5 separate regions of the Mus musculus genome follow, and all the other regions are linked to region 2. Evidence: chromatin loops called from intact Hi-C (ENCODE). Cell type or tissue: heart. All regions are shown on one strand. Each heading gives the region's core, and the rest is flanking DNA. Links, peaks and the distances in the headings are about the cores only.

Evidence for each region. Hi-C counts contacts between places; a loop is a spot of excess contacts. Peaks named below come from ENCODE experiments on the same cell type or tissue, not always from the same donor. Only the 100,000 strongest peaks of a DNase experiment are listed, where the experiment ranks them.
Region 1: a loop joins it to region 2, with 3.0 times the contacts of the local background. A loop is called at or near these places in 8 of 42 quality-filtered maps.
Region 3: a loop joins it to region 2, with 7 times the contacts of the local background. A loop is called at or near these places in 26 of 42 quality-filtered maps.
Region 4: a loop joins it to region 2, with 10 times the contacts of the local background. A loop is called at or near these places in 32 of 42 quality-filtered maps.
Region 5: it touches region 2 in a loop (5-fold over the local background); 8 of 42 quality-filtered maps call a loop at or near these places.

Annotation. Positions count from the first base shown.
Region 1 is chr9:87,025,086-87,031,470 of GRCm38, forward strand. Cyb5r4 (cytochrome b5 reductase 4) reads left to right here. Exons shown (of 16, transcript NM_024195.2): 2 at 1,862-2,015; 3 at 4,419-4,519. Among named protein-coding and RNA genes, the nearest start is that of Cyb5r4, 6.2 kb to the left of the region's middle. In heart, for the core only: a CTCF peak has its summit at 2,809 (motif pointing right); no DNase peak of the experiment used is centred there.
Region 2 is chr9:86,590,287-86,596,671 of GRCm38, forward strand. Me1 (malic enzyme 1, NADP(+)-dependent, cytosolic) reads right to left here. Exons shown (of 14, transcript NM_008615.2): 11 at 5,770-5,912; 12 at 4,158-4,331. Among named protein-coding and RNA genes, the nearest start is that of Rwdd2a, 21 kb to the left of the region's middle. In heart, for the core only: a CTCF peak has its summit at 2,982 (motif pointing right); a DNase peak (open chromatin) is centred at 2,545; H3K27ac peaks cover 1,700 bases.
Region 3 is chr9:86,797,140-86,803,524 of GRCm38, forward strand. It overlaps Snap91 (synaptosomal-associated protein 91), which reads right to left. Exons shown (of 30, transcript NM_013669.2): 15 at 1,691-1,705; 16 at 1,399-1,560. Among named protein-coding and RNA genes, the nearest start is that of Prss35, 57 kb to the left of the region's middle. In heart, for the core only: a CTCF peak has its summit at 3,686 (motif pointing left); no DNase peak of the experiment used is centred there.
Region 4 is chr9:86,743,229-86,749,613 of GRCm38, forward strand. Prss35 (protease, serine 35) reads left to right here and starts at 405. Exons shown (of 2, transcript NM_178738.3): 1 at 405-578. In heart, for the core only: a CTCF peak has its summit at 3,224 (motif pointing left); a DNase peak (open chromatin) is centred at 3,103; H3K4me3 peaks cover 538 bases; H3K27ac peaks cover 204 bases.
Region 5 is chr9:87,245,553-87,251,937 of GRCm38, forward strand. Cep162 (centrosomal protein 162) reads right to left here. Exons shown (of 27, transcript NM_199316.2): 3 at 2,823-2,946; 4 at 1,064-1,210; 5 at 597-780. Among named protein-coding and RNA genes, the nearest start is that of Cep162, 6.8 kb to the right of the region's middle. In heart, for the core only: a CTCF peak has its summit at 2,777 (motif pointing left); no DNase peak of the experiment used is centred there.

The DNA of each region.
Region 1 (6,385 bases), core at 492-5,491, 430 kb after region 2:
TAAGAGAATACCCGAGAGTGGATATGGATAAAGGACAGATTTATTTATTAGACGGGGAGTGTTCATATCTGGCCAAGGCCTTATTTATTGCTTTGTTAGAATGTGATGGAAGGCATTACAGGGCAATAAAGAATACAAGAGAACTTCAGTTAATGTAAATTGAAAACAGTTTCAAAGCCATTTTTAATTTACATTAATTCTCAGTACTTAAACACTTCCCAGTGTACCCCACCTTGCAGAACAGGTTTATTAAGTGTGTTTTTTGGGGGGAACACTTTCTGACCATCCAATCTGTCACCTTAAAATCTTGAAAATGTATTTTGTAAAAGAAAACAGAACTCCGAATGTCCTGTTACTAAATCATGTAGGCGGGGTATATATTTTCTGTAAAGGGCACCATTATAAACACTGTAATCTTCCCCAGTTCATAACTTCAGGTCCCATCTTTCCTGTTATCTACAGTCAACTGCATGAGTTGTCTTGTCCTGTGTCTAAGGTGTATGTACTGCCCTGTAGCCATCTGTTTTGTTTCCAGATAGATAGTTGAAAATGGAAGTGCATGTTTTCAAGTAATGGTCCAAGTGTCGGACTAACAATAGTGGAAATTCTTCTATCCAAAGAGAAGCCATGAAATGCTTCCTGTGAGTGGAAATGTCAGAGTTCTTAGTAAGAAAAAAAATCATGCCAAGGTCACTAATACCCACAGTAAAAACAAGTTTCCAAGAGTTGTGAAGGAAAAAAAAATGTATAGGGGTCACCACCATGGGGTGTTTGGTGGTGGCCGTGGTTTCAGGCAATCTCTGAGACGAGTTTAGCTTATCTTAGTGGGATGTCTCTATAGGCGAGCAGTCATCCAGGGGAGGAAGCTGTGGTTGATAGTTTCTACATACGCTGTCAACATTCACACTTAAGACTAGAAAAGGGCTGTACCAATTCCCCTCTCTCCTAGGCCTGGAAGTCCTTGATGTGGCTGTCCTGTGCTCATGTTCGCCCCACACCCTTCCTCATGGTGTTTTCCTGTGCTTGGTATACTTTATCAGTGGGTTTGTCGCAAACACTGTTGCACAGTAATTTCTGATTTTCTGTTTATATTGATAATTCAGAAAGGGAGAATTTAGCCAATCTTTGGCATATCTTCTATCAGATCTCTTGATTGTTAAGGTCACAAATTTTGGTTCAAAATGGCATCAATAACATAATTAGTAACAGAGCTAGGACCTGGACATTCTAAATTCTGACTTTGGGTTCAGTACTGTGTCTATTATTCCTTACTGCCATTATGAAGAAAGTTTGTGAGACAGAATTGCAAAGTCCTATCTCATAGTCGGTATCTTAAATAGTATTTTGTTTAAGATTCTAGGCATCTGAATTTCCTGGACATCTTGAACTAGACAAAAGAGTCCCCTCCCTGTAATAAAAATAAAAAAATAAATCAATTAAAGTTAATCAAAAGTAAGAACTTTGGCTAAAAGTTTTTTTTTAAAGTTAAAGAAAATAAAAGGGAACTCAGGAGGATTGATGGCTGCCAGTTTTGTAACCAGCCTGAGCTGCTCCATGGCAGGACCTTCCCTGTTGAAAATGGCAGATAAAGTAAACTTCTAATGCAGTAGCTCAGCTTCACACACACGAGATGGGAGAAGTTGTAGAATTGTTGGGTTGTAGTTTTGTCATTTTACCCTTTATTTATTTATTTATTTATTTATTTATTTATTTATTTATTTTGAGATGGGATCTTGTTGTGTAGGATTTTTTTTTAAGGCTAATAAAGGATGGATACAGTAGTCCAAAGGCAAATTGACGGAGGAGGAGAGGGAAGCAGCCAACTTAGAACCAGACATAGCTTTTGTTTTCCGTTCTCTAGGTACCTTTAAAACAAGGCAGGAGTCTTATGGATTGGATCCGACTGACCAAGAGTGGAAAGGACTTAACAGGATTGAAGGGCGGGTTAATTGAAGTAACTGAAGAAGAGCTTAAGAAGCACAACAAGAAAGAAGATTGTTGGATATGCATAAGAGGTAAGCGGCATTTACTAAACATCTCAGAAACGCCTGGGCTTTCAGACTTGGTAACAAAAATTGCCTCAGTGGATCATAAATAATGTTGTTCTCACTTTGAACTGTATTTTCCCTTGTATAACCTTTTACATTTGATGCAGAAGACAGGGAACTAATGGGATGGAAGTCTTTTGTAGCATTCTTATGTTGCATTCCCTTTGAAAGGAAGCAGGTGTTTGCCAAGAAATTTAACACCAAGGTGATGCAGTTAAAACGTTCAGGGGCACCCAGTATATGGCATAACTGCCCATCCAGAGCCTTGTGATTGAATGCTCTTAGGAAAAGGGTCTCTGAGACTCTAAAGGGAACCATATGTGTGTTGTATGCACCTATACATATTTGTATGTGTATATGCATGTGCTCGTACACATGCACACTCATGAGCACACTGTTCCATGTGTGTCTGTGGAGACCAGAGGTTGATGAGCTTTAGATTCGGTGAGTTTAGATTATGTCTTAGAGCATAATGAGGAGACAGCTGAAGTTAACCTCTGGCGTCCACATACATGTGCACCTACATGCACCCGTGCATACACTCACACTCACACACATACACAAAGAATCAGTTCATTAGGAGCACCATGTTGATGTGTGATAACAAAGCGTCAAAGCACATAACAGACAGTAGAAGAACCGAGGGACAGAGTTATAATTGTCATTCAGAGTTGTGGATTTTAATCCCGTTCAGCAGTTGTTAGAACAAGGTAAGCATCTCTAGACAGAAGGAAACTGGTGCTGCAGTTTCTTTATTGAACACAAGGTGGCGCAGTCATCACAGTCCTTAGACTCAGGCTTAGAGAAGAAACTCCAGTAAAGTTGAAAAATGGTGACTTGTTTTTACCTTATAAACATATCTTTTCCTATTATGTATTTTGGGGCTAATATCATTAACAATGGTAAAAATTTAAGTAAGTAAGAATGCTGTTCTATAATGGCATATAATACTGTTACATACATGATAGACATTAAATTCATTTATTAAATGTAGTCTAGAACTTTAATATTTGATTGAATGTTAAAACCAAAAATTAAGTTTTTAATATGTTTAATTTTAATCACCTGAGTGCTTTCAGACTGTTTTTGGGTCTTGAAATAATTCCTAATCTTTTAACAATTATTGAGAACATTAGAAGGCTTTTTTTGCATGATGTCTCTTAACATTACCACTAATTAAAATTAAGAAATGTAAAAATATTTAAAATTAATTTATTAAAACTACTATACGTTGTACATAGTACCTATGTTTATTAAAATAACTTTTCTAAATGAAAAATTCAGGAATACATAATTTTTGATTTTAGTATCTCTAATATATAGCTTGAAAGATGACAGTTCATATGTATTGTTGTGTGTTTATCTCCAGTGTCAAATCACATGTCCATGTAGCTTCTAGAAAACCCCACACTTATGAAAGAACAAGAATTTTAAACATAGTATTTTAGTTTTATTGGAAAAAAATTTTCACCTTGCACCACTAGAAGTGTCTTTTTTGAGCTTCCTCTGGAGTCCTTGGGCTCTTCCATGAGGCTCTGTAACTTATAGAATAGAATAAAAAAGAAATGAAAATTTTCTAGTCAGTGAACATGTGACCTAAAACATGGTGATACCCTTAATTCTGTATGGTGAGCGTGGTGGTTCACATACATAGTTACCTACCTAGCCTGGGACACTGTGGCACCTTCACCAGGAAGATAGACAAACAGACATAGGTCTTTGGCACTAACCCATGGTGGGTCTAAGATGGGACTGTCTGAGGGCACCATCACATGGATCTGGGCTTAAAATTACAGTGGAATGTGCTGCAGTTCTGAATCTAGACATATTTAGTGGGTGGTCTGAGTGATCTTTTGCATTTCTTTATGTTTTATGAACAGAGACACTGTTCTAGACAATAAGTTTACTCATGGGTCAGCTTAATAAAGGCCATGGCTGCCCTCACAGCAGAGAGCTGGCACTTTCACTGGCATTTAGGAAGGACCTTTATCCAGTTTCTTTATCCAGGATCCTCTCCTGGAGGAATAGGAGTGTACAGGTCTCAGGGTCCTCTTCACATAGCTCTGTGGAAACTAAGGATCAAGGAGCTGATGTGAGTGTTGCTTTTCTAGTTGCAGGTATTGATGTAAGTATTAAACTTCCTTGTCTTAAGCAGCAAGTCCCATGTTATTTAAGAGAGACCAAAAGACTGACAGGTTAATTAGCTAGCTCACAAGATCAGTGGAATTTTAGACATTGCAGCTCTTACTACTTTGAAAAAAATGAACTCCTAAATGAAATGTTGGGAGAGAGTTATCAGAATTTATATTTATAAGCCTTACAATTTGTAAGAAGTTCATTTGGACATCGTTTCTCCTTGCTTTGATGCAGGGTTTGTTTACAACGTCAGCCCTTATATGGAGTACCATCCGGGTGGGGAGGATGAACTCATGAGAGCCGCAGGAGCCGATGGAACAGATCTTTTTAATGAGGTAAGTGGCTTCACGTTATCAGAACGTTGTATGCGTGGACTTAGCAGTGAGACATTTGGAGGAAGGAAATGCTTGCATTCATTTGAGATGGGTGGGCTTGAACTCTGAAATGTCGGCAGATGTTCACAGGTGGCAGCTGTTTATGAGATTTCTCAATTCACTTTATTAAAATTCTAGAGATGGTCTCAGTATGTGGCGTGCACTGTCTCCTCTGCGGGAAGACTTGAACTCATCTCGATTTCCTTTAGCAATGATGGTGATTGGCTTACAGAAAAGACTCAGTGGGAGAAGGGACCGGTGGATCTGCTGTTACAAATTACTGTAGTTTTTAAAATTAGATTATTTATTTTTCAGTTAGCATACAGCCTTCTTATTATTTGTTCATAGGGAGACAGTTGTATATCCAATCTATATTCTGTGTGGCACCCATACATCTTGGAGAAAGTTAGATAATGGTGATTAATGAATAGGAAACTTAATTTTCCTAAATTAATAGGAGAGGGTCTACATGGATTTCAAAAGATGCTTATATCAGTACCCTTTCCTCCAAATTGGCAAACGAACATTAGTTTCCTCACTATTTAAAAGCTCCATAGAATATGTTAATTACTATCAATTTTGTTAATGGTTATTCTGACATCATAGTCGTTAGAAGTTTAGTAATTTGCTTTTGTTTCACATTTCATTTAGTATTTTAATGATAATGTTATATATTACTAGGTTTTTACTATTTAAGATACCTATTTTTTACTATTTACTATTTAAGATACCTGAATCAGATTGGGGTATTTTATGGTTGGTTTCATCAAACATAATTTGATTTCTTCTTCTCCTGTTTTCTGTTATGTTGGGGTTTTTTTCTTAATACTTTTTTTATTTCTGAGATTATAGGTAGTTATTTTTTGATCAGGCTGTGAAAAATGTAATTTGTTTTGTGTTTAAAATACTTAGCTGTATCTGCTTTAATAGTGGGACATGTTTGCTCTGATGCGCTGATGCGAAGTCCCATTTGCTCATTGATTACATTAGCCTTCTCTTGATAAGAGTCTTCTTGCTTCTCGAAGACATGTTCCCTTTGCTGTTTGTTCCCAATGCACACCAAGTCAGCTCATGCCTAACTTGTCATCTGTTAACTTCTCTTGAATCTCCCTGTGTCATCTGGTTGAGTGTACCTCTTCAGCAGAAGATTTTTCAATAAAAAAATAAAATCTCATAGTTTACATTCCTCAGCACCGAGTTTATATGCGATGTGTGTGAGGAAGGTGGTGCTGTGCTTAACACATCGCTGCATTCCATGGCTTTAGTGAGCCAGCAAAGTTTATTATTTATGACTATTACTCACTATAAATAGTTTTGTGTTTTAGAAGCTTCTGGTGTGTTCTAGAAACTTCTTCTAGAAACTATCTTTCACTAGAAAGCTTTCCCTATGCCCCATATTTGAGTTGAACAAAGAATGTATTGGTTCATGTCTTTATTGTCTTTGTTTCCAGTTTTGATTGCACTGCTGACCCCTTATTCTCATTTTTATTTTATTCTCATATTTATTTTATTACCTCATTCCACATAACTGATGGACTGAGATGGCCTGTTAGTCTTTCAACCCAGTCTCCTGTGATCACACTGCCTTACCAGCTCTCTGTGTTTCCTGGTGCCAGTTTCCAGAGAAAGGGGTTGAGCTGCTGTAGTCTTTGTCTTTTCCCATCATGCCCAGATAGCTTTCTGTTCAGGTAACACAGCAAATATATTCACCTTCTTAAGGATGATGTCTAAACAACATCCTGCTATTCAGCTCTGAGTGGTCATTGCTAACAGTGAAGTGAATGTAGTCATCTGCCTGGTCTTTGAGACCCTGTGAAGAGTAAATAC
Region 2 (6,385 bases), core at 476-5,475:
GAACACTGACTAAGACACCTAGACTTAGAAACTATTGGTCATGATTATATAATAAATTCATTTAACTAATTAATTTCTTGCTTTTGTGACATGGTAATAAACATGAGCTTTCCTTTGCCCCAGAGAAAGTGATCAGGGTTCCAAACTCTAAACAAAGAGACATTAAATGTTTACTACTGAAGTGGGCATGCCATTCCCCAGAACAGAGAGGAGAAGACAACTACTCCTTACCAGAGCTCAGGTAGGAACAGTTCACAGGTTGTGTTGGTTTTCCTCATTTATGGATTTAAGGACTAGTGAGGAGTGTCAGGTAATTCCTGATCTACGGATGAGACAAGAACCGAGCTGGGTGTCCTGGTGCACACACCTTTAATTCCTACAGTCAGGAGTCAGAGGCAGACAACCTGCGTGAATTTGAAGCTAGCCTGGTCTGCACAGTGAGTTTCAGGCCATCCAGCTACACATTGAGACCCCGGCTCAACAACAGCACTAATAACCTGGGGCTGCAGAGCTGGCTCAGTGATTAAGAACACTCGCTGCTGCTGGAGATGGCCAGAGTCAGATCCCTAACACCCACACAGCAGCTTACATGTCTGCAACCCCTGGGTATCTGATGCACTCTTTTGGTCCACAAGCATAAGGCACATACTTATACACATGCAAGAAAAACACTCAAACACGGTGCGGGGCGGGGGTGGGATCTAAATCACTGAGAACATAGCTACTATCCCAAACAGGAGAGAAACAATGGAATTGTTAGCTCATCTAGTGACAAACAGCTGACACACTGTAAAAAGTAGAACTGTCAGGCTGATTTGCACACAATGGTGCGACTCTATGTTATCTTTACTCCAATTCATGTCTAAAATGAAAGTATTAGATAGACAGAACTTAGCCCTGTTGTGTTATGATGGAATTTTCAAACACTGGAAAGAGCAAAGGGTTCCTGCCCATGCCAAGTCAGTTGTACGTCAGCACACGTGCAACTCTGGTAGTCTGCTGCATACTGCGCAGCCAAGGACAGCAACTAGAGCTGCCCTGTCAGGTATTGCACACAGTCCCAAAGACTATTCCCAGCACCAGGGAAGTTAACAGTCTCACTCTTCATAATTAAAACAAAGATTCAGAACCAGAGGCTGGAAAGATGAGTTCTTTAAAGGCCACTGCATGACACAGCTCTGCAATCAGCACCAGGAGGTAGAGACAGGAGCATCACTGAACCACACTGCTCTAGCCCTGACTCCCTAGCTGGCCAGCCAAGCCAACGGGTGATCTGTGGACTCAGTGAGAAAGCCTGTCTCAAAAGACAGCCAGTGTTAACCTCTAACCTTTACACACCTTCATACACATGCATCCACCTCTGCACAAGTACACACGCATGTACTACTCACACATAAAGCAACAAATACATTCTTAAAAATCCAAAAATACCCTTTCAGATTAGCCTAGTCAATGAAATTTCCAGTTTCACATGTGACCAAACTAGTGTATGTGTGTGTGTGTATGTATGTATATGTATATGTATATGTATATGTATATATATATATATATATATATATATATATATATATATGTATATATATATATGTATGTGTGTGTGTGTGTGTGTTTTGCCTTTGCCTTCATGAATGTCTGTGCACCTCTGTGTCTGTGTCTGGTGTCCTTGGAGGACCAAAGATGACGTCAAATGCCCTGGAACTGGAGTTACAGATGGTTGTGAGGCACCATGTGGGCTGGGAACTGAACCCAGGTCCTCTCAAGCACTGAGCCATCTCTCCAGCCCCTTCCAATCAGTTTTTGTGTATGTGTGCTGTAATACAGAAGTGATTAAATCTGGGGTTGTGGAATAAAGCAAGTCACTCTAATTTCTGAACTGTGACTTCAGTGAGCTGAACCAGACAGCCTTCCCCGGGCAGTGAGCATCTACAGCACTAAGTTTGTTCTTCCAGGAGCTTCTATTGCACTGCTTCCCCTGTGTCAGCAGCTTGTTGTTGCTATGACATTCTGAAGAAGGAAGGGCCTTAAAGGGAGTGAACTCTTCAGTTAAAGGAGCGACATGATCTTGTTAACATCCAAAGCTCTCAAGAACAACGCCAGCCAGGTTACCCTCAGGGTCCGAGTGTTTAAAAAAGTGTAGCCTCGAGGCTGGGAACGTGCTTAAATGAGCATGAGGTCCTGAGGGGATCTCAGTATCTATGGGCTGTGGGCAAGGCTCTGCAGCACACACTTAGACTCCCAGTGTTGGGAGGCAGAGTCAGGTAGAACCCTGGGTCTTGCTGGTCAGCCAGCCCAGCCACATCAGTGAGACCCAGATTTAGTGACAGATCTGCCTTAAGGAACTATGTGGGAAGCAAAAATAATACCCTAAATCCACTGTGTGTGTGTGTGTGTGTGTGTGTGTGTGTGTGTGTGTGTGTGTGTGTGCGTGCGCGCGCGCGCATGCACATATGTGCAGTCTTCATTAAAAGCAAGCTGAAGACCAGGGGAAGCAAGCAAGGGCGTGTTGTCTGAGGAAGGAGAATGCTGTGATGACACAGCTGGGAGGAAACCAGCAGTGAGAGAGCCCAGTTGCCATGGCACCGGTTGCTTTTCCTTGACTTGGTTCTGCTATTTCACCATGTAGTACAAGCTGACCTGGAGCTCTCTGTGTAGCCAAGACCAACCTTAACCTTGAAATCCTACATCTAGACCCATCCCTGAAAATGCTGGGATTACAAGTATGCATGAGCCACCATACCCAGTTACATTTTTTTCTTCAAAAAAGAAAAAAAAATTTCAGAGACCAAGGGGGAGGTCTGGGTGTCACCATGTAACTCTGGGTGACCTGAAACTTGCTCTGCACAGTAGACTTTTCTTGAATTCTCAGAGATCCACTTGGTTCTACCTCCAGGGTGCTAAGATGAAAGCCCATGAACCTTTGACAGTGATCAGCAATCACTATTTATGAAATGAGAAATAAAACGTATTTACCTGACATTGTCACTAGAGGGTGCTAGAGTTAAAGGAAGAAAACATGGGCTAAAGAATTAAGATCATTTTATGCTTTCCTAAAAGAAATAGTTGTACTTTTCTTTATGTAAAAACTTTAAAATACTCTCAGTAATTACATATACATATATATATGATATATATATGTATGTGCGTGTGTATATATGTGTGTGTGTGTGTGTGTGCGCGCCCAAATTTGGAACACAGTTACAACAGGACCAGCATGCAAGTTATCAGTTCATGGTGACAAATATATCCCACCCACGGCACCAGGATCCTGCTGAGGCTCGGATGCAAAGGAATCGGACAATAAGCGTAAGCTCCCAGGACCATTTGCAGCAGGATTAACGCCACTCTCTGTCTCTGAGCTGGTGCCTCACGTTCTCTCCACCGTGTCTAAGAAACTGCGGCTAATGTATCAGCTTGGGGCTGGGTAAAATCAGTCCTCGACCGTTCAGGACTGCCTGACAGGTGGGCTCGGTGACGCCCTGAGGGACTTTCCCGAAATCCTACTGAAAGCTGACTTCTCCTATCAGTGGTTTCCTTAAAAAAAAAATCCTGATTACATTTGTATTTATTTATGGGGAGGTGGCATGTGCATGCCATGACACATGTGTAGGAATCAGAGACCAAGCTGCAGGAGATTTTCTTCTACACTATGAAGTCCTGCGCTGACTGACTTCAGCTCATGAGTATTGGCAGCAAGTACCTCTATCCACTGAACCATCTCATCAGCCCCTCTAGTGAGCGTACGAACCTGCAGTGTCCTGTTTTAGTCTCATATCTGCTTAAAAACTAGTGCAGCTTTAATTTTCTGTACTGAAGCGGTAATGACAGACACTTCTACTAAACTGTGTCAGACTTCACAATGCCATTATTTAGGCAGGCTCACGGTGGAGAAATGTGACTTACCGACATTTGGAAAAAAATACTTTTAGTTGTTTCACTGATAATCAGTAGCTAAAAGCAAGTTAAAGATTCCTCCTTTGAAATGAAAGCTAGTCTCGACGGAGGAAGACTCTCACTAGTGATGCTTAGCAACCCACTAGCTACCCACTCCTAGTCTCTGCTTAGCATTCTTCACACTTGACAGACAGCTGTGACACTAAATAAATAAGACACCGCACTGGGCAAATCCAGCCTTGGCACACACCAGCTCTTCACAGTACCTCAGCAGTGGTGAGGAAGACCTTATCATCGATGTGTCTCAGTCCGCAGGCCACCACCCCAAGAGCAACTCCAGGGAACACGTAGGAATTGTTGCCTTGGCCAGGAAACAGAGTCCGTCCATCTGGGAGAGTGACTGGATCAAAAGGACTGCCGCTGGCAAAGATTGCACGTCCCTGCAACACAGACACACACTGCTGATAAGGGAAGTGGGGTGTCTGAGGACAGAACCGTCTGAAGGAGGCTTAGGAGTGTCTAGAGCTTAACTCCTGGTGAGCCCGGGGGCTGTGCTGTTGGTGCTGCCAAGGGGTCAGCACGGGTGCTTTTTACTCTATGTTAACCTGCCCAGGAATGAACTCAGCATAGGACTCCCTAAGGCTGCAACTCTGTTCTCTGCAGTGGTCCAACCACAGGCCCAGTGGCCACATCTGAAGAGGCTTCTAACTGCAAACGTCTGAAGATGAAGTCAAGAGGTTCCTAGAATTTTCGAGATGGTGTGCTAGGTTAGAACTTAGTGTCCAGTTTCCTGGTGACTTTCAGTGTTTTACAATACAGAGCATTAGGTGAGAAATAGGTGAGACCACCTATTTCTGACACACTGAAGGTTTAAAATAGAGCTATATAAGCTGAACTCGAATTACGGATGTGTGTGGCAGGAGCTCTAAGCTAAGGGAGGACTGTTGACATACACAGAAACAAAGCAATGAATTGCGCACTTGCTGATCCAGGGCCTCCTACGTGCAAGTACTACACTACGATTCTGTTACTGCTCAAGGGCTGTGTGTTCTCCCTTGAGGACTTAAAGCTATGGAAGAATGTGAAGAAAACTCAATCTGTAGATGAGATAAAGATTACAATTACTCAGGATACTGCCTGCCACCCCAGATCAGAGAGAAAGGCGTGGAATGGCTCCTTGTCAAAGCATCATTAGCTCCGCGACCATGAAGGCTTGAAACATCATTACAAAGTCGAGCCAAGCTCCGGCTTGCACACAGTATCATGACTTTGTGCTGTGTTTACATTCTCTATTTTATATTTCCAAAATAGAAGTTTTAGATGCATAAAATCAATCTCATTTTTGTTACGATATTTTCAAGTCTTTGAGGAGAACAAAAGGCCTTCTGCCAAGCTATCAGTCAAATATATATCAGTACAAACACAGTATAAAATTAACTTTTTATTTTTAAAACTGGGAAGTATTGAGTGCCGAGGACTCTATGCCAGTCTGGCTGGGTATCAGCATAGCTGCCCAGATCCTCCACCCATGGCATCAAAATCCAAACCCAAAATTTAGCTAAGCAAAAATTAAACTGTGGCTTCATTTTGTATGCTTCAGTGCTAAGAAACAGCTAAAGATATCTTCATAACCACCCGAAGTTCAGTTCTTTCCCTTTACTTTTTTTATATTTAAAACTTTCCAAGTCACTCAAGGGATGCTACCATGAAGACCTACAGAGTTGGTTTATTTCCTGAGGATGAGAAGGTGGAGTCACCACGGAAGAAGAGTCTTCCTGTATCTTTCGGTTCTGATGGGAGGGAGTAAGGCTGAGGTCAAGGGGTGATCAACACCGGAGCAGCTCAGGCTTCCTGGATGACCCATCCTGGACTGCTCACCTTGGTCACCTTGTAGCACTGCTCTGCAGAGCACTCCGCTTTGCTGGTCGGATTACTCAAAGCAAAGATGATGGGCCGCTCGTTGAAGGCAGCCATATCCTTGAGAATTTGTTCAGTGAAAGCACCACCAATTGCAGCAACTCCTACAAAGGAAACAAGAAACCAGGGATCAGAACTGGTCAGTTCTTCCAAAGGCCCAGACCCCCAAACAATGAGATATGGCAACTCACTTCTAACAGGCCCTAACAAAGCACAGAATGTTCACCCTGAAGCCTAGTGATGAAACAATGTTGCTTAAGGCCAATTATCTTTAGGGTTACAAATCAATAAGTGCCTTTATAAGTCACAGATAAGACATCAGACTCACAAGTCAGAAGTCCTAGTCAGTCATTAGGAACTGTGGTTACAAGTGTTTCTATCAGGAAATTAAACCATGTCTGATACATTCTCTCTAAGCAATTTTGAGTAGACCATGGTAACTGTGTCTTTATAAAGCGACATTAGCTATCACCTCATTCCACTGTGAAGCTGAAATAACCACTCGCTGGAAGCAGAATAAAGCAACTAACAAACTAACGTAAGAAAGGTAAAAGGTCTAAGTTAACTGAAGAACACA
Region 3 (6,385 bases), core at 611-5,610, 210 kb after region 2:
CCATTGACCTTGCACGAGAAACCTTCGGACTCAATGTCAGTGGCAGAGCAGAGAGAGGAAGGCGAAGGAGTTAATTTTAAAAATTAAGATACAACTTTTTTTTTAACCTTGAAAGAAAGCACACCACTGACAAAGGGCAATCTGCTTATGAGAAGTTCCTGCTAGGGAAAGCCTGAAAGGCCTGTAATTCTCTCTGCTCTTTAAGGAGCAAGCTTCTTTGTGTCAGAGTGAAGACACGGCAAGGTGACAGGCAATTTCTTTGGTAAAACTGCAGCAGAAATGCTGTCTAGCTAACGCTACTTGTCTTGGACAACTACAGAGCCCAGGGCACCGCACGCAGCGGAATGGTATGTAACCGTAAGTGTTCATCACCAGGGGAACGCACTGATTCCACCACTGCCTGCCAAACCACCTCTTGCTTCTTTTAATTTCTTTACAATATTTTCAAAATGTCCTGGGAAATATGCTATATGGTAATGAAGAAACTTGAAACTGTAATGAGTCTAACACCCCTACATGTGTGCATGTGGTCCAAACTCTTCTCTGAGTTTTCACAGTGGCTCCACTCAGATGCAAATATGCAGATGAACTGGCTTCTGATGCTCACCGTGTCTAAACGCATTGTGGGGCATTTTGTTGAGTCAGAACTGGCACCTACACGAAAAGCATATTTCTGAGCAGTCCTTTCCAAAACTGATCTGCACCTGCTTTTAATCAGCATGATGCCAAGTGCTGCGCAGACTCCCAAAGTTCCAAAGTCAAGATGACCCAACATTTTACTTGAACACAACAATCAGAAGTAGGTGTAGCAGTCAACTCTCTGTTGAGCCATCTAAATTTTAATTCCTCTCATCTGTATCTCCATATAAATATATCTGTCGTACATTTACCAATATCTCTAACTACCTATCTACCTATCTATCTATTTATCTATCAATTATCTATAAATCATCTATCATCTATCTAGATATTCAGATACAGATCTAGAAACATTGGTCTAAGTGCTAAGGAATTATTTAAGCTAGGATTGTTCTCTCATGATCTCTAAATATTCCCTGGGCCACTTTGAGTCTAGTCCCAAAGCCAATACTAAATGTGTCAGAAGCCTGGGATCACTTGCAGAGGCCCTGCAGGGAGGCCATGTGTGGGCCAGAGTCTGGCAGCAACTCAGATCCTGATGTCAAACTGGCCTCAAAGGGCCACAGCTTCTGCTCTAGTAGTGCCAGAACTACACGGAGAGGAGCTGACGAGTTTAGTACTGTCAAGCATATATGAACCAACACTGGAAAAGGACCAGGCCATGTTGTTAACATAGTATAAGGCAATTCCGAGGCCATTGGTCTCGGGCACGTCAGCCATCTTGAAAGGAATGAAGGAGTAGTGGTGTGACTGACTAACCTCCAAAGAGATCCACTTCCGTAGTGACAGCCGTCACAGCTGTGGTGGTCGAGGCAGAGGCTGAAGCAGGCTCAGTGGTTGTAGTAGGAGGGGAAGGCTCTGGTGCAAATGGGTCTGAAATCGGTGCTTCACAGGGAACAGAGGAAAGTGCAGCCAAGGAATCTGTATTTCACCAGAGACAGAGCAAGAGAGAGGAGGAAAGGACAGGAGATAGACCAGACTCCTAAGGCCACAGGAAGAGAGATGGCTGCGGACGGCTCTCATAGGAGTTCAAAAACAAAGGCTTACTCACCCTCTCCCAAAAGGTCTACCGGTGTCCAGGTGGTGGCAGCATATGAAGAGACAAAGAGTTCCAGCTGAAACCTCTGACTGTGCCAGTGTGCACGCAGGGAGAGGCGCAGGCTCCCCTGAGCTCTCTGCACCTCCCAGACCATTTGTAATCAGAGCACAAATGTTTTACCAACTCTCCCCACGGAGCTTTCAAGGAGGAGGAGACCCTAGGCAATCTCTAGCCCAAGCTCTTCATGTTACAGATGGAAAAAACGGGGCGAGGGAGGTCAAGAGTCTTAAATAACTCTGAGAAACTCAATCTATATCCAAAAAGGGTAGAGCTTTTCACCTTCATTATCCCCAGGGTCTGTGACTGATGCCATTAATCTGTAATTAGCAGAATTTCGTTGACTGTTCTTTATTTCTTTCCCCGTCTCCTACCCTCTGTCTTTGAGACTGGGCTCCCTATGTAGCCCAGTAAGGCTACGTTTTTTTACATAACTCACAGCCACCTGTCCAGGGTGACACTGGCCACAGCGGTCCTCCCACATCAATCATTAATCAAGAAAGTACCCTCCAGATTTGCCCGCAAGCCAGTCAGATGAAGGCGATACCTTAATTGAGGTTTGTGTCAAGGTGACGGAACTAACCATCACAGCAGATCTTACTTAATAACAGGGTCTGTGATCAGTCTTGGAACCAAGATTTGTAAAGTATTAAACCACAGACACAAATTAAAGTAGGAGGATTCAATTCATTTATAAGAGATACATAACTAAAGGCCTTTTTACATTATAAAAATGGCTAGAAGATATTCACTGTAACACAGGACGTTATTCTCATAACAAAGAAGCTAACATTCTTCAGTGACCCACAACTGGATTGTTTCAAGTGACTATGAAGATTAAGTGTGCTCATTTATTTAAAAGGCTTACTTATCCCTGGAACACATCAAATGCTCCATAAGGAAAGCTGGGACTACGAACTTCAAAGCGCCTATAAACTTCCAGTGTCAGGTGTGTGTATGTAGCACAGTCTACAGACTCCACACCCCAGATTTTCTTAACATGGTAGAAAGTAGATCATAAAACCCACTAGCATTATAACTAACAGTACACGTGGAAAATATTAGTTATATTATCTCATAATATAATTTTCAAAGGCATGTTGGTTATTAATTTCAATTTTAATAAAAACCTAGCAATAATCTTATATTTCTCAAAAAGCAGATATTTTATCTTAAGTATAAGAAGAAATTGTGTGCTTTTCCAGGCCTTAGTTTACAGACTCAAAACCACTCATTTACTTGTGCTTCTAAAACACAGATTTATTATGAATAAATGAAAATATTCTTCCTTTTATGAAGGCAAAGGTAGGATCCAAAACATCTTTGTTTTTTTTTTTCTGTCAATGGGCTTGTTATCTATCTTACTAAAAACTAATATTATATGTAAATTTAAGTTAGATTTATTAAAATATAAAATTTTCTGAGACTCCATTGTTTTATACTAATGTAAAAATATTATCATTACAATGTGTCTCCTGAAAAATGTGTCAATAGCTGTAACCCACGAAAAATTCGTGGACTTCACCTTTGCACATTAAAGTTCTTTCACTAAAGTCAGATAAGAAACACTCCAACAAGATTCTAGAGTTAAATTTTACACTAGTCAAAAGCAGATGCGGCTTGATGTTAGGAAACAAGACCGGTAAACTGATTTTACACTTTACTCAAGTCAAATGAGGCAAACGCATCTCTGAGGCAGCCTCATCCTCAGCTCCAGCAGACTCTACAGCTAGAGAAACCCAGGGAAGCGAGGGCTCCCTTCCCATTTCATTTGAGAAGGTTCTCGAGTTCCATTTTTCTTAGAAACTGAGATTTAATTATTAGCACCCCCACCCCACCTCACCCCACCCCCATTACTTCTGGGTGTCTGAGAAGCTGTCTAACCAGCAGGCAGGTTACTCCAAGGCTTTCCCAGCTTGGGAGATGTGCTCCACCTAGTGGGGAAGGTTAGAAAAAAAACAAAAAAACAAAAAAACCCTGCCTGAAGGGCTGTGGTAAAGGTCACCAAACAATCCAGCATTACAAAGCGAGAATACAATATTGAAATCTTGTAGAAACCAGGGCACTAGAAAGAGGCCATGGAGGATACAATGTAATGCAGGCAGTGGAAGGGCAGAGGAGGAATACAGAGGTGGAAAGCTTTAGGTAGGGTGAGGCTGGCAGGAGATGAGAGGAGAGGTAGAGGGTTAACCTAAAAAATAAGGTCTATGAAAAAGTCACATGAAATTATTATCTTGCAACCAAATTTTTAAAAAATGTAATTTAGTTTTTGTTTTGTTTTGTTTTGTTTTTTGTTTTGTTTTGTTTTTTTAAAGGAGTTTTAAGAAAAATAGCCTGCTACTGCCCAGGGCTGGGGTGGGATGCCCCTGACAAGTTATTAGTGAAGGAGACCGCAGAGCCCTCCAGGCAAGACAGACTTAGGCTCTTCCTCTTGCTTTCCCACCAGTACTAGATAATAAGATCTTGTTATTGAAGACACTACATATGTCTGAACTCAAGCTGGAATTGAGATGTAAAAGCCCTCCCTGCTCGCTAGATTTCATAGTCCTGGAGGGCGCTATATCAGCTGCTGGAGGAGAAAAACCAACAACAGACTTACCCAGGCAATGTGCCAGGCAAGATGTACCCACTTGTGCAATCGTGGTACTATAGTTATAAGGGTAACCAACTGCCTCTAGACTCAAGGCCTACTCTACAGAAGGTACCTAAGCCTGCTACTGTAAATTTCATCCAAAAACACATACCAGAGAACACGGGCCTTAGGGAGAAACTGAATATTGTTGTTTAGTTGAATTGCTAGAATCAAATTATCTTATAAATATTTATGCTTATACCCATAGGCAAATGCTACTCTCAGTCTTAATGTGAGAAGCCTCTCTTTCCAGTGAATGGTGGTCAACACACAGATTCATGGATATACAGGGTACTGGGAATAAGCAGAAAATGTGTGCTCAGTTCTTAACACAGTAGTCGTTCTGTCCCTTTAAGACTCTGGGAACACTGTGAGAAAGAGGGTGAAAAGAACATAAAAGCTAGCCGATAGAGAGAAGGGTTTTGAAATGCCGTCATCAGGCAATAGTGAGCCACTGCATCCATGAGTTCTGCAGCAGCTGTGAATGCCTGCACCAGGTCTGTATAAGAATAAATCTCTCAACAGTGAGGCACAGGCTCAACCTCTCTACTCCTCAATGCTGAACTGTTTGCTACTGATAGATATTGGAGGTAGGAAGTCACTGCCTTCAGCAGTGTACCCTCATGTGACCTCACCGGACTCCAATGCATAGTTCCAATCTAAAACTCATACAGATGATGCCAATTAAACTCCGTGAGTCACAGAGCAAAACTAAAGTCATGAATCTGGGAAAAGCACTGGTTAGCCGGTAAGAATGCTGTGCTAGTTAGTGCTTTCACTGCCTTGACACAAATTAGGGCTGTCCTGGAAAAGGGAACCTCACTTGAGAAAATGTCTCCATCAGATTGGGCCATAGGCAAGTCTATGGACATTTTCTTGATTAATGATTGATGTGGGAGGAAAAGTAGTCCTGGCTGACTTATGAGAGCAGACAGATCAAGCCAGTAAGCAGTGTTCTTCCATGGTTTCCTGCCTTGAGTTACTGACTCAATGTTCCAGAAAGCTGAAGTCAACCCTTTCCTCCCCAAGTCACTTTTGGCACAGCAATAAAAAGCAAACTAAGACATATGAGAAGGAGGTAAGAATGAGTTTGGGGCTGGGATATATTATATATTATCAGAATATACTATATACATGTATGAAATTGTCAAAGAACAGAATTAACTAAAATATGAACACATAGTGACTTAAATGCATGACAGAATTAAAAATAACATTCACGTAATATCCAAGTCTTTTTATACAACCCAATGGATTTATAACTAAAACAAATTTTAATTATGAAAATTTTATTATTAAAGTGTTTATGAATTTCATGGCTGAGAAAATTTGACTTGAGGGTATGGACCTGAAAAGTTATCAAACAGGAACACATAATATGTTATGTGAACCAAAAGAATCATTAACAAAGCAAACGAGTATTTAAGAGATAAAGAAGAGAACAAATGAGTGCCCTCAGGAAGAAAGCCCTTATGCAGGCTCTCCAGCAAGTTTTCTTTCTCAGTTTAAGGAGCAAACTTACTTAAACATTTAATAGCTGTAGCCCTAACAGTTGACTAGGGAGAATGCCTACATGGCTACAATGTTCACATTTCTAGCTGTCAGCTTTAGTTCTGCTGCTATATTTCTGTAATTTTTGTTACCAAACATCTGAAAAATAAAATGAAGAGATTACAAAGACTCAAGGATGGGTAGACTCGGGAACCCAGGGGCCCTTCCTGCCTCCACTTCTGAGTTCTGCCACCTGATTCCCACAGGCTGCTGCTGCTCAGACAGAATTGTCCCCTGGGATTCTCCACTGTGCAGTCAGGATGGTTAGGATTTCTGATCATGGGCTTTGCAGTAGCATAGGGAATGCACTGCAGCCCCCATATTCCTAAAGAGAAAGCTCCCAGCCAGGACGCATTTCTTTGGTTACACTAACATGTTTTTAATAAGCTCACCCAGAGACTAATTATCTATGGCAACATACCTTCATTTAACTGTGTTCCTTACTGTTAATTAAGGACACTGGTTCT
Region 4 (6,385 bases), core at 500-5,499, 150 kb after region 2:
ACTTGGCTCAAAATAAAGCTACAGAAGTGAATCACAGGAGGCTGCACAAGTTGCTCCCTGGGTGTCCCAGTGTCCCAGCGTAGGCTCCTCACCTCTGCCTTTGGCCTTAGATGGAGACTCTTGGGTTGGAGGTAACCATAACCTTTACTCCCTTCGTGCTAATACTGATTAAGTTGGTTTAGGCATGCTGGCCGCTCCTCCTCCTCTTGTTTTTGCTGCTTTGTTTTTAAAACATTGGTTAAAACACGCCCTGGGTGCCTACATTCTTGCGAACCCATTTAGAGTTTTTTTCTAGCTCTTAACCATCGGTGTGCAGCAGGGATGCAGTGGTGTGTAAGCAGGATCCGCCCACCCCTCCCCTCTAAGTCAGCGTCATCGCCCCTTCCCCTCCCATCTCCAGCCACTCAGTGCAGCAGCCCCACTCTCGCCTGGTCCCGGACTCGGGGAAGCTCCGCTGAGAGGACCCTGCACTCTGCTGCCCACTAGGCTCCTGGCACCTTCCGTAGCCAGTGTCTGCATCCACCCGGATCCTTGCTGGGCAGCGCCCCTGGGACGGGAGGATACAGTAAGCATCTCAGGTAAGGATGAACTCACTGCACAGGAGGGCACCCTAGAGGCTGGACCACTCCTGAACAAGGCAGGACCCACAGGAGGAACACAGAAAAGCACTAAAGAAGGGATCACAGGCTGGCTGTTTTTTAGAGATCAACCACCCTTCTTCCATTCTGAATGAGTAACGGCCACTGCAAGGTTAACATCCGAGGAGTGAGTGATGTTTGCATTGGAATACAAATGGAATGCTTTCTGCTTAAACAGTACCAGAGGGGACCCTCTTTATTTTTGTGATTATTAACAGATGTCACTGGAAAAGGTGTAAAAACTTTTCCTGGAAAGAGGTTTGTCTCTTCCCTAAGTTGCTGCCGAAGTACTTTCTGCCTCTGTCTGCCTCATTCTCTCTCTGTCGCCCTGCCCTCTCTCCTCTCCCTTCTGCCTGGGTAGCGAAATGAACAGTGGAAGACCCGTGGGACGAGGAGGTGAGATGAAGTGGAGATCTTGGGCTTGCTTTAAAGGACCAGCCAGGGGTGAGTGGATTGAAAAAATAACCAAGTATTGAGAATTACCAAAGCTGAGTGAAGGGCACATGGAGATTAAATATTTCTCTTGCCTCATCTGTGTGTTGGTGTGTGTGTATGTGTGTCTGACTGTATGTAAGTGTGTGTTAGTATATGTGTAAATATGCATGTGTGTGTACGTGTGTGTATATATGTCTGTGTCTTTCTGTGTGTGTGTGTGTCTGTGTCTGTGTATGGGTGTGTGAGATCTTGAGACCTTTTATAATAATAAGAATTTTTGGAAAGTTGCAGCAACTCCCAAGCCTGATTGATCTGACTTCCATACCATCTTCAATTTGGAAAGTCGCTCTTCAGGGCTGAGGAGATGGTTCAGCAAATAGAAGGCTTTCCTCACACACATGAAGACCTGAGTTTGGATCCCCAGAACCCACAGAAAACCAGAGGAGATAGAATACATCTGAAATCCCAGTGCCCTATAGCAGATGGGGAGAGAACATAGGAGACTCTGTGAAAGCTTCTAGGGGGTTAGCCTGGCATATGACCACACTCAAGGTTGTCTTCTGACTTCCATGGGGTTCCATTTACTCACAAGAACCAAGGCGTGCACACACATGCAGAAAGATGTTGTCTGGTATATCAAGTCTCTTCTTCCCTGTCTTTATTAATTTTTCTGGCTTCTGACATCCCCCCCTCCCCGCCGCCAAGTTCATTTGTACAGAGAATTATAAAAGTCATAACTTGCTGACTGGAGAATTGTGTTTAAGATCTGGTTTATGATTTAGCAGAGAAAATGTTAAAATCCTAGCCAAATAAGAGCCAGGCTAGAAAGTGCCAATCAAACGGTGCATGGGATTTCATTTTAGAGAAGACTCTCATGTGAGACAGTTCTATGTACATTTCTTTTCCACTTTTTTTGCAGATATTTTAAAATATGAGAGCCCTCAGTATGTGCTTGGCTCATCACACGTGAAGCTGCTACTGTGGGTCAACTTTCTCTACTGAATAGACTGCCTTTCTTTCTGTGCCCAATTCTCAAATATCCAACAAATCCATTTTAAATAGAAGCACCGGACTCAGGAATTCTGGAATGCTGGAGCTCCTTCACCTTAGACACGACAGATGGGAAATCTGAATTGGGAACATTAGGAAAGACCAACATCAACTTAGTTTACAAATCATTATTTTATAATTTTACATTTCCCTACAGGTAAACTGATATGTGATTAGCGAAATACACTGTGACTACCAAAGATAATGCATTTATTAACTATTCTTTGCTGAAGATCCAACTTAAAAAAAAAATAAAGCGTAGTCAAGAGTCATGTACGGTGCACCTCATATGCCAGCAAATGAAGGATCACCCTTGGGGTTACCTTAGTTCCATTCACCTCAATTTGATTTACACACAGCGAAACATTTTATAAATTGAGATGTACGTATCCTGCAGAAATAGCAGGAAAAAAAAGAAAAGAAAGGGAGGCTTTAGTTTTTATTGTGATGAGAAACAGAAGTTGTGGGTTACTGTAAAATAATCATCTGAGTAACTTTACCATCTTCCTTTCCCTCAAGGACTGCCAAACTTTTAAAGCAGACATTGCTCTGTCTCCAGTCCTGAAGCTGAATTTGAAAATAGTGCTATGGTATGCGGTATTTTGAATAGCCATTGGCACATTGTCAGTGAACCCTCTAACTGTTGATTCTCAGCGTAGAACTGGTGGAGAGCTTACCCCTAGTAATGGATTATAAAGTATTTGATAAACATATGGAAATATTTGGCAGGCTCGCGACTTTCCTCTGCGTTGAAATGAATCACAGCCCATGGGGTGGATGGCTCAGCCGTGCTGTAGGCCATGGTGGGAGGGTCCTGGCACTGGAGCTGTTTTGGGAAAAACACCTGCCAGAAATTTGTCTGGCTGTGGACATCGTCATCAGTCCTCAGCTCATCAGGATGGGCGATGGGACCTGGAGGTGGGTTTTGAACGTGTGATAAGTTCCATATGCGACAACTCTTTAGTGTATTGTGAACCAGTTACACTTTCCTCATCTCCCATGCTTCGAGGACAATTCTGATTCACAGCCGAATGATGTAAGAGGAAATGCAGCCCCAGACTTGCTCTTGGCAGGCTTGCTTTGCCATCTAGTGGTGGCATAGATAGCCAGCAAGGACCTGCTCCCAGGACTGGAGATGAAGCCTTCTGAAGCTCACTGACTGATGTCACTTGTCACTTGTGTGCTCTTTGTTGATCACGATTAACTGGAGAGCAAGCTTAGGTCTTATGAGACCACTCGGTAGCTGAGAAGAACTGTCAGAGGTTATGGTTTGTTTTTGTTTTTGTTTTTTTAAAGAAAGGCCTTTAAGATGGTACTCAGCATAGTTAACACTTCATTTGCTGAGAAATGATTATCATCTATACTGTTCAGCTTCCTGATTTTAGCGGCACTAATCAATACTATCATAAAATTTCCTGAGATTCTGTTTTATATATCTAAAATTGAACATTCTATTATCTTTATAAATTTTATAATTGATGTTTAGCACCTAGGAAATGAACCCCCCCCAACTTCATACTCCCAACTACTTTCAAAACATCCAGGGAAGGCAGTTTTAGAAACTATATTCTCATCTTCATCTACGTATTAAGTTCTTATTTCTTTTTTAGTGTGGTGGGAGTATGTTTGTGTGTGCTGGTTATGTATGTGTCTGCTGGTGCGTGCTCATGTGTGTGTGTAGACCAGAGGTCAGAGGTCAGACTTGGATGCTGTTCCTCAGAAACTATCAAATGTATGTCTAACTTGTGTGTGTGTGTGTGTGTGTGTGTGTGTGTGTGTGTGTGTGAGAGAGAGAGAGAGAGAGAGACTTATGACATGTTCAAGTGCCTACAGAGACCATCAAAGGAAGTCAGATTCGTTGGAGCTGGAGTTAGAGGCAGCTGTGAACTGCCAGATGTGGATGCTGAGACTGAACCCAGGTCTTTTGCAAGAGCAACAAGCACTGTTAACCACTGAGCCATCACTGAAGCACCAAGTGATTGGTTTTTTATTTCTCTGATATTCTCTCCCTCTCCCTCTCCCTCTCCCTCTCCCTCTCCCTCTCCCTCTCCCTCTCCCTCTCCCTCTCCCTCTCCCTCTCCCTCTCCCTCTCCCTCTCCCTCTCCCTCTCCCTCTCCCTCTCCCTCTCTCTCTCTCTCTCTCCTTTCTTTCCTCCTTTCTCCTGAGATGGGGTCTCACTCAGTAACTCCGGCTCTGCCAGAACTCTCAGAGACCCATCTGCCCCTACCTCTTGAGTGCTAAGGTTAAAGTGAGTGCCACCATGGCCAGCCCAGAAGCTGAGCACCTCATTTTTTAATTAGGATCTCTCTCTAGAATCAGGCCAAGATTGGTCTCCACCTACCCAGCATGCAGAGCACATATGCAGGCACCCATCCTCAGCTTTTTGTAGTGGGTTCTAGGGACCACGCTGGGATCCTGGTGCTTGCATGGCAAACACTTTAATGAGAGCTTTTCTTCCAAACCTCCTGACTTCCCATTTCTGTTCCAGTAAATTAGCCAAACCTTACAGAGGTAAATTCACAAAAAATTATTAATCTTACATGCGTGGAGCTTAGAAGTCTGAAGATCAGCAGGAAAATGTCCCTGTTAAGTTCTTCTGCTTGCTAACCCTTGGCATCTTTTGTAGACCACCTACCTCCTGAGCCACCCCACTTCAGTCTCCACTTCCATCTCCACAACTCTATCCTGCCTTCTCTTTACAAGGTCCATGGTCGCAGTTGATTCACCTGATAGCTTGGCTAATTTTCTCATCTGAAAACCTTTAGCTTAGTCACACTCTCACCATCTCCCTTACCATGTGAGGGACATAGACACAGGTCCTCATGATGAGGATGTGGGTCCGTCCAGAGACCAGTGCCTATGTGCCATAGGGAATGTACTTGGTAAAAGGTTTGGGCTATACCTTATAAATACCTACCAAAGTTTTCCTCTTGCTTTCATAGAAGAGATGGTGTCTCTGTTGGCAAGGCTGGCCTGGAGCTTCTGAGCTTCAGTGAATCTCCTGCTTTAGCCTCCCTAGTAGCTGAGACTACCTGCATGCACTGCCTCAGCTTTCTTTTGCCCCCAGTACATACTGTGCTGAGACAGTCTCACTATGCAGTCCAAGCTAACCTAGAACTGGTGAGCCTCTTGCTTCTGCCTCTCAGGGAGAGCTCATTCACTTTTTGACTTCAGGCATTGGGCAATAATGATAATTGCTGCCATTTGCTGAATGCTCCCATGGGTGCACATGTGCACATACATACACACGTATTATTCCTTCAAAAATCATGTATGCCATTCTCCATCTGTGACAGATGTGGAAAGTGCAAAGATGAGGGACCCTTAAGAGAATCACCTTGCTAGTAAATGGCGAGCATAAGTTGATATGGTTTTAAAGTCCACTGTCCCTATGGCCACTGAACTGAAAGATGGTCTCTATCGTCCATCTTTGTTATACCACTGACACTGTCATTTTCCCACTGCCGTGACATTATGTTCTTCTTGTAAATGTTGCATCACTTGGTGCTCTAGCCAGTCAGTGACACCTGCAAGTGACTTGTAGTGGCCTAGAATAAAACTCCATTACAGCAGCCATGAGTCTGCTCTGCATCTTGCCAAACTCAAGATGACCATGCACGTTTGTAGAGGTATTGTGCAGACTGCGTCCCACTTTCCTGAATCATCTTTATAGCTCATTACTACCAGTGATGCTCTTGTGCTTCCCCTGCGACCCTTGGCCCAGGCATCTCTCCTGTCTGTCGTTATTCAGAGTTCCCAGGCCAGGCCTCAGTGGTTCCTGGTATCTCAATCCTTACCACACAGGCGAAGGATAAAAGCAGAAGAGGAAATGTGGGCATGCCCTCACACTTGAGTGTGTGTATAAAAGCAGGCCGTAGTATTGAGAAGGGCAGGGATCATTAAAGGTTCAAAATGGACAATCAAGGTTCTTTTTTTTTAAGTGATTATGCATTCACTTGTGTGCCCAGACATACTTGGTAAGGTGACCTACAGTGTCACTGATCTGACTAAATAGGCCCTTACATTAGAAAAAAAAAAAATGTTTGGTGGCCAGGTGCGCAAGAATTTTCCATGATATGTTTGTGAATGAGGCCAGCCTCCTTGCTTTACATTGGGTAGGTAATATCTAATCACACTTAAGTTTAATAGGGATAAGAAAAAATATACTGCAAAGCCACAGATATTCATGGGAATGAGCAACTAGAAAAACATTCATTTGGCCATCCTTGAAGAAATATAACAAAATTAAGGGAATTTGCAAG
Region 5 (6,385 bases), core at 789-5,788, 660 kb after region 2:
AGTTACATGCACAAAGGTACAACACAAACCAAACCTGTCTTTGCTTCTTTTTTTAAATGCAAATTTATAATAGTATCCTGGATTTTTATTTTCTTTTGTTCACAGAAAGTAAATTTCTTTCCTAGCAAAGACTTGGCAGTGTACAACTATAGTTCTGATAGTATCTAATCTAGGTATGAAATTTCAGGTATCTAAAGGCAGAATGGAGATTCAACTACACCTTAACATACTCTGTCCATACATAAGAAAACCCATGACTATAACGAACACAGAACAGTTAAAAAGATAAAATTTGAGGTAGGGGAATGGCTGTTGGTAAAGTGCTTGCCGGATAAGCAAGATGACTTGAGTTCACGTCCCTGGAAACCATACTGTGTGCCTGTAATCCCAGTGGTGACAAGTTGGACACAGATGGATCCCTGAAGCTTGCTGGTCAGCCATTTTAGCTGAACTAGCAATCTCCAGGTTCATTGAAGGCATCATTTCCAAAAAAAAAAAAAAAGGCAGAGATGAGATTTAATTTGTCTGTTATGTTTATCTACCAGAATTCATGAACATATAGAAAAGCACAAAATTAATGTTTTTATTATATTTACCTATGTAAAGCTTTCAATTGTGCAGAGTCGTCAGAATCTAGTTCTTGATTTAATTTCGAATAATCAATAGAAGACGTCAAGCCTTTCTCAAGCCTGGCAAAGAACTGCTCTTTCTCCTCTTGTTCTTCTAACGTGTCCAAGCCCAAACCAAGAGTGCTATGATGGGGCTCAGAAACAACCAATTCTACAGAGAAATGAATGATAAATATTTTTGTTAATATGTACAACTTTGATAAAATTAAGTAATGCTTTTATGGATACTGTACTGGAACCTCCCCCCCACCAAGCAGAGGTACATAAGGCTGTAAGTTTGAATTTGTCTCTAAGTTATGATTCTGACTCTCTGGGGAGAGCATATGACCTGTCTGTATGACTGGTGATGTATGCTGCAGGACAGCTGAGCCCACCACTACCAAGTCTCTGAAGCCCAGTAGCAGTGACTTCCCGACTCGTACCCCACGTCTCACCATTAGCTTCTAAGCTGTCAACACTTAAGATGGAGGTTCCACTGCTCTTAAGAAACTGAACTTTTTCAGCAGATTCCTCCTCTGTGTCCATAACAGGCTGATATGTCTTCTTTGTCTTCAAATAGCTCACATTTGTTCCAAGCAATCCTGGGGACAAGACTTTGAGTTGGTATTCATATTTATAGTCAGGGAGATATATCCAGGGAGCTATTATACTCATAATGCCAACAGAAGAATACTGTCTTACTAATTTTGTGCATAATGTCTACAAAACAAATCTGTCATACTACACAAAAAAATAACTAGACCTAGAATTCACAAAAAAAACCCTGTAATTCTGTTTGATTACAGTACCCTTAATTTTAAAAAGAACATTTTTAAAATTTGCATAAGATTCCTTTATACAGTTTTGCTGTGTAAAGTAGGCTGTGAAGAGTATGAACCAGCACACAGAACTCAAGGTGGGGGTGCAGGACATAAACGAGGTCTAGACAAGATCCCTGTTGGTTTAAGTGTCATTTCAAGAAAACACCAAAACATGTTTGAAGTAATCACTCTTTAAATACTGGGAAAGTGTCACTCCTGGGTCTGTGCACTATTGCTGGGGGAGAGGGATGATTTCACAGTCTCTAACATTTGTGAATGTTTCCCTTTCTCGGAAACGGAGATAAAATGGTCATATTAAAAATGTTTCATGATTGACTCTGCTTATAGTTAGCTTCAGCTATCTACCTGACACAAATCCTTGGGTGGATTCCAGAATCAAGTTCTTTTATGGCTTTATGTGAGTAATAGTCTTACAAGGTCAGATTGTAATTTGTGTATAAAGTCAAGATCTGCCCACAGACACTACAGATGACTAAGTGGGAACCACAGTTGGGGTGCTGCTGTGGCAACTTCTCATTCTGGCTCAAGAGATGCGACCCAGACAAAAAAGACTCACCAGAGACAACAAACAGAAACTCACAGATAATGTAGTTACTGACCAGCAAGAGAATTATAGTTTCACTTACTAGGCAAAACCCATTAGCCTTATGACAATCAATCAAAAAAAAAATCCAATATCCAACAGAATTTGGTCAGCTTTAATGTTTAATGGTAGCTACTCAAGGCTGGTAACAGATGTGTCCCTCTCCTTAGGACAGGTAAACAAGTCTCTCTGACACTTCTTTGATCTGATGGCAGGACGCCCATCTTGTGAGAACAATAATGCCTGGTAAGAGAACACACTCTGAACTCACTAATTGCTTGTGACTGGGAACAGGGCAAGATACACTCTAGGTGGAGTATATTATATATGTAAGCAACACTTAAAGTCACATTGCATGTAACTGGGGACACATAAATGTGACTGGGGACATCTTGGGAAAGTATAAAGACATGTCAGAGAAGATGAATGCACTTCTTACAGTTGAGGAAGTAAGTTGCTTTTCATGACTTATTAGCAAACTGAGATTTCACATTATACTTGTTAATTGCTTACATGAATATGGTGGCAGATTATATACTTGATTTATCTCCTTAATTTGAATGTATATAAATGATCTTAATGCAAACGAATGCAAAAGGCATTCTCAGTTACATAATATAAAATAAAGTTCAATAATATGAAAATCAACTCAAGCCTCAGAAATCCACGACATTAGTATTATTTCCTTTATGGTGTAGTGGTGCAGTAATAGAGTCTAGACTGAAAAGTCTTGACTGACCTCTTGTGGTCAAATGATTTAACACAACAAAAAAATTTAGCAGGCTTTACCATCATCTTCAAAATCATCTTCGGCTATCCACCAAGGCACTGGGTCTTTCTTCTTCATTTCTTTGTTGTCTTCATTAGGTTGTCTAGGTGTTTTATTTGAATTTTCAAAAGAATCATCTGAAAGCTGAATTAAATACAAATTACTAACTTTTAAAATCCACTTCATATGACAAAGCCTCAGACATTACTACAATGTTTATTTTTCTTTATTCTCTCAGCTCAATTATCATGTGAACCTGAGTAACAATGTGTAAATCCCATCTCCAGATACTTGTGGCCAAACTTAAAACTCAAGCATGTGTCTTTGAATACCGATTTATATGTAGAATTAAGCAAGTAAGATGCTGTGGTGGTTTGAATGAAAATGGCCCCCATAGGCTCATTGGGAGTGGCACGATTAGGAGGTGTGGCCTTGTTGGAAGAAGTCACTGAGGGTGGCTTTGAAAGTTTCAAATGCTCAAGCCAGGTCCCAGGCCATCCTTTTCCTGTTGATCCAGATCCAGATGCAGATGCAGAACTCACAGCTACCTCTCTAGCACCAGGTCTCTCTGTGTGCCGCCATGTTTCCCAATGTGATGATAATGTTCTAGCCCTCTGAACCTGTAGGCCAGCCCCAATTAAGTATTTTTCTTTATAAGAGTTGCCGAGGTCATGGTGGTCTCTTCACAGCAACAGAAACACTAGCTAAAACAAGTACAACAACAAAAATAAGAAAATCTGATCAATATACTTGCTTAGAAAAGAAATAGAGGATAAAATCCTATATCCTGGACATTTTTCTAGGGCCTAAGAACAAGTGGCAACTGAGAAGACTTGTTACAATGACAGAGTTCTGGGTCTCAGTGGGTGAAGAGGTAGTAACCAGAGAAATAAGCATTTTGTCCCTGGTATTAATAAACAGGTATGTATTCGTCCCTTTCTGCTCCTTACCTATTATGTTACTTCAATTGTGAATCCCCCTTTCTAGCTTCAACAGCACTTTTCCTCGTAGCTAATAAGGTGGCCTCTTCTTCTGAGATAACAGAGAACTAAAGGACACACTCCTCCTCATCCCACCACCACTCTCAAACCCTGTGAGACTGCCTCCCCACCCAAGAGTCACCAGTTATTCCTCTGTTCCCAAGAGAACCCACTGAGGGGTCACTTTCCCTCTCCATCTCCTGGCTCCTTAGTCATGCACTCACTATCGTCACTTCCTTGGTCTCCTCTCTTCCTACTCCCCTCCCAGTTTCTCATTCCGCACCATATCTCTAGTACCCACTTTCTAAATGCCTGTCTCCCCGACCCCCCAAAATGGTCATTCATCCACTGACCACATATGAAAACTGACACCTCATGGGATGCTCTACCCACGAATTGAGCAGTGAGTGTTCTTCTAGGTTCCTCTTTAGCTCTGTGGCCTCGTACAAAGCTAGTTAACAGTTAGAGGCTCCTGAGTCCACTTCTCCAACACAAGAGTTCTTGTTGACTGTTGTTACAGGCTATTTGACCCTGTTTCTAGTCAGCCCTTAGTACACATCTTTAATTCCTCTGGCTAGAATTCAGATACACCCTTAGTACTCATCTTTAATCCCAAATAATGAAGGTAAGTTAGCAGAAGGAAGCACAGATGTTTAAAAGTGATGTCTAACTGAGTGGTAGAAAAAGTGACAAATCAAAGACAGATTTGAGAGAAGAGGATCTGCCCAACTCTCATGAGAGGCGAGAGGAAAGGGGAGGTACTTATGGGGCAAGACAGACAGTACAGGAGAAGAGAGTCCAGTACAGGAAAACAGTAGAGTCTGTGGAAAGCTGGACAGTAGAAGGGGAGAGTAGAGCAGCACAGAGCGGGGGAAGGAGGCAGTTTTGCCAGCAGAGTTTTAATGAGATGGGCTGAAGAGAGAATAAGCTACACAAAGGTGAAGGCAGAACAAGCCAGAGAGTGAGAGGGAGCCAGAAGATTAGAACAGATTGCTAGAGTTAGTCTGAGGCCGAGCAGAAGCCAAGAGAAAAGCCAGATTGAGGCAGGCAGCTGAGAGAGGAAGTTGATCCAGAACAGCTGAGTTGAACAAGCCAGAAAGTACAAGAGAGGGTGAGTAATATTCAGTAGCAAGTCTCAGAGGCTGCAAACATTCTAGGCCTACCTAGATTAGAGTGTATGGAGGCTAGAAGCTTCCAGGACTAGGCCTAGGTTAGCAGTAAGCCTCAGAGATGACAGTTACCTCAAGCAAATAAAAGCCACTCTTATTGCCTTCTTTATCCTTTTCCATTCTCCTTCTGTATGCCCTCACACATGCCTTCTCAGTGTCAGGATCTGCACCTGGCTTATCTCATTCTTTAAAAAAAGAAACCTCTGCATGATACTGGTACAGCGACAGACAAGTAGACCAATGGAACAGAATTGAAGACCCAGAGATGAACCCACACACCTATGGTCACTTGATCTTTGACAAGTGAGCTAAATCCATCCAGTGGAAAAAAGACATCATTTTCAATAAATGGTGCTGGCACAACTGGCGGTTATCATGTAGAAGAATGCGAATTGATCCATTCCTATCTCCTTGTACTAAGGTCAAATCTAAGTAGATTAAGGAACTCCACAAAAAAACAGAGACACTGAAACTTATAGAGGAGAAAGTAGGGAAAAGCCTCGAAGATATGGGTACAGGGGAAAAATTCCTGAATAGAACAGCAATGGCTTGTGCTGTAGGATCGAGAATTGACAAATGGGATCTCATAAAGTTGCAAAGCTTCTGCAAGGCAAAAGACACCGTCAATAAGACAAAAAGGCCACCAACAGATTGGGAAAGGATCTTTACCTATCCCAAATCGGATAGGGGACTAATATCCAATATATATAAAGAACTCAAGAAGGTGGACTCCAGAAAATCAAATAACCCCATTAAAAAATGGGGCTCAGAGCTGAACAAAGAATTCTCACCTGAGGAATATCGAATGGCAGAGAAGTACCTGAAAAAATGTTCAACATCCTTAATCATCAGGGAAATGCAACTCAAAACAACCCTGAGATTCCACCTCACACCAGTCAGAATGGCTAAGATCAAAAATTCAGGTGACAGCAGATGCTGGCGAGGATGTGGAGAAAGAGGAACACTCCTCCATTGTTGGTGGGATTGTAAGCTTGTACAACCACTCTGGAAATCAGTCTGGCGGGTCCTCAGAAAATTGGACATAGTACTATCGGAAGATCCCGAAATACCTCTCCTGGGCATATATCCAGATGTCCCAACTGGTAAGAAGGACACATGCTCCACTATGTTCATAGCAGCCTTATTTATAATAGCCAGAAGCTGGAAAGAACCCAGATGCCCCTCAACGGAGGAATGGATACAGAAAATGTGGTACATTTACACAATGGAGTATACTCAGCTATTAAAAAGAATGAATTTTTGAAATTCCTAGGCAAATGGATGGACCTGGAGGGCATCATCCTGAGTGAGGTAACACAATCACAAAGGAACTCACACAATATGTACTCACTGATAAGTGGATATTAGCCCAGAAACTTAGGATACCCAAGATATAAGATACAATTTGCTAAACGCATGAAACCCAAAAAGAAC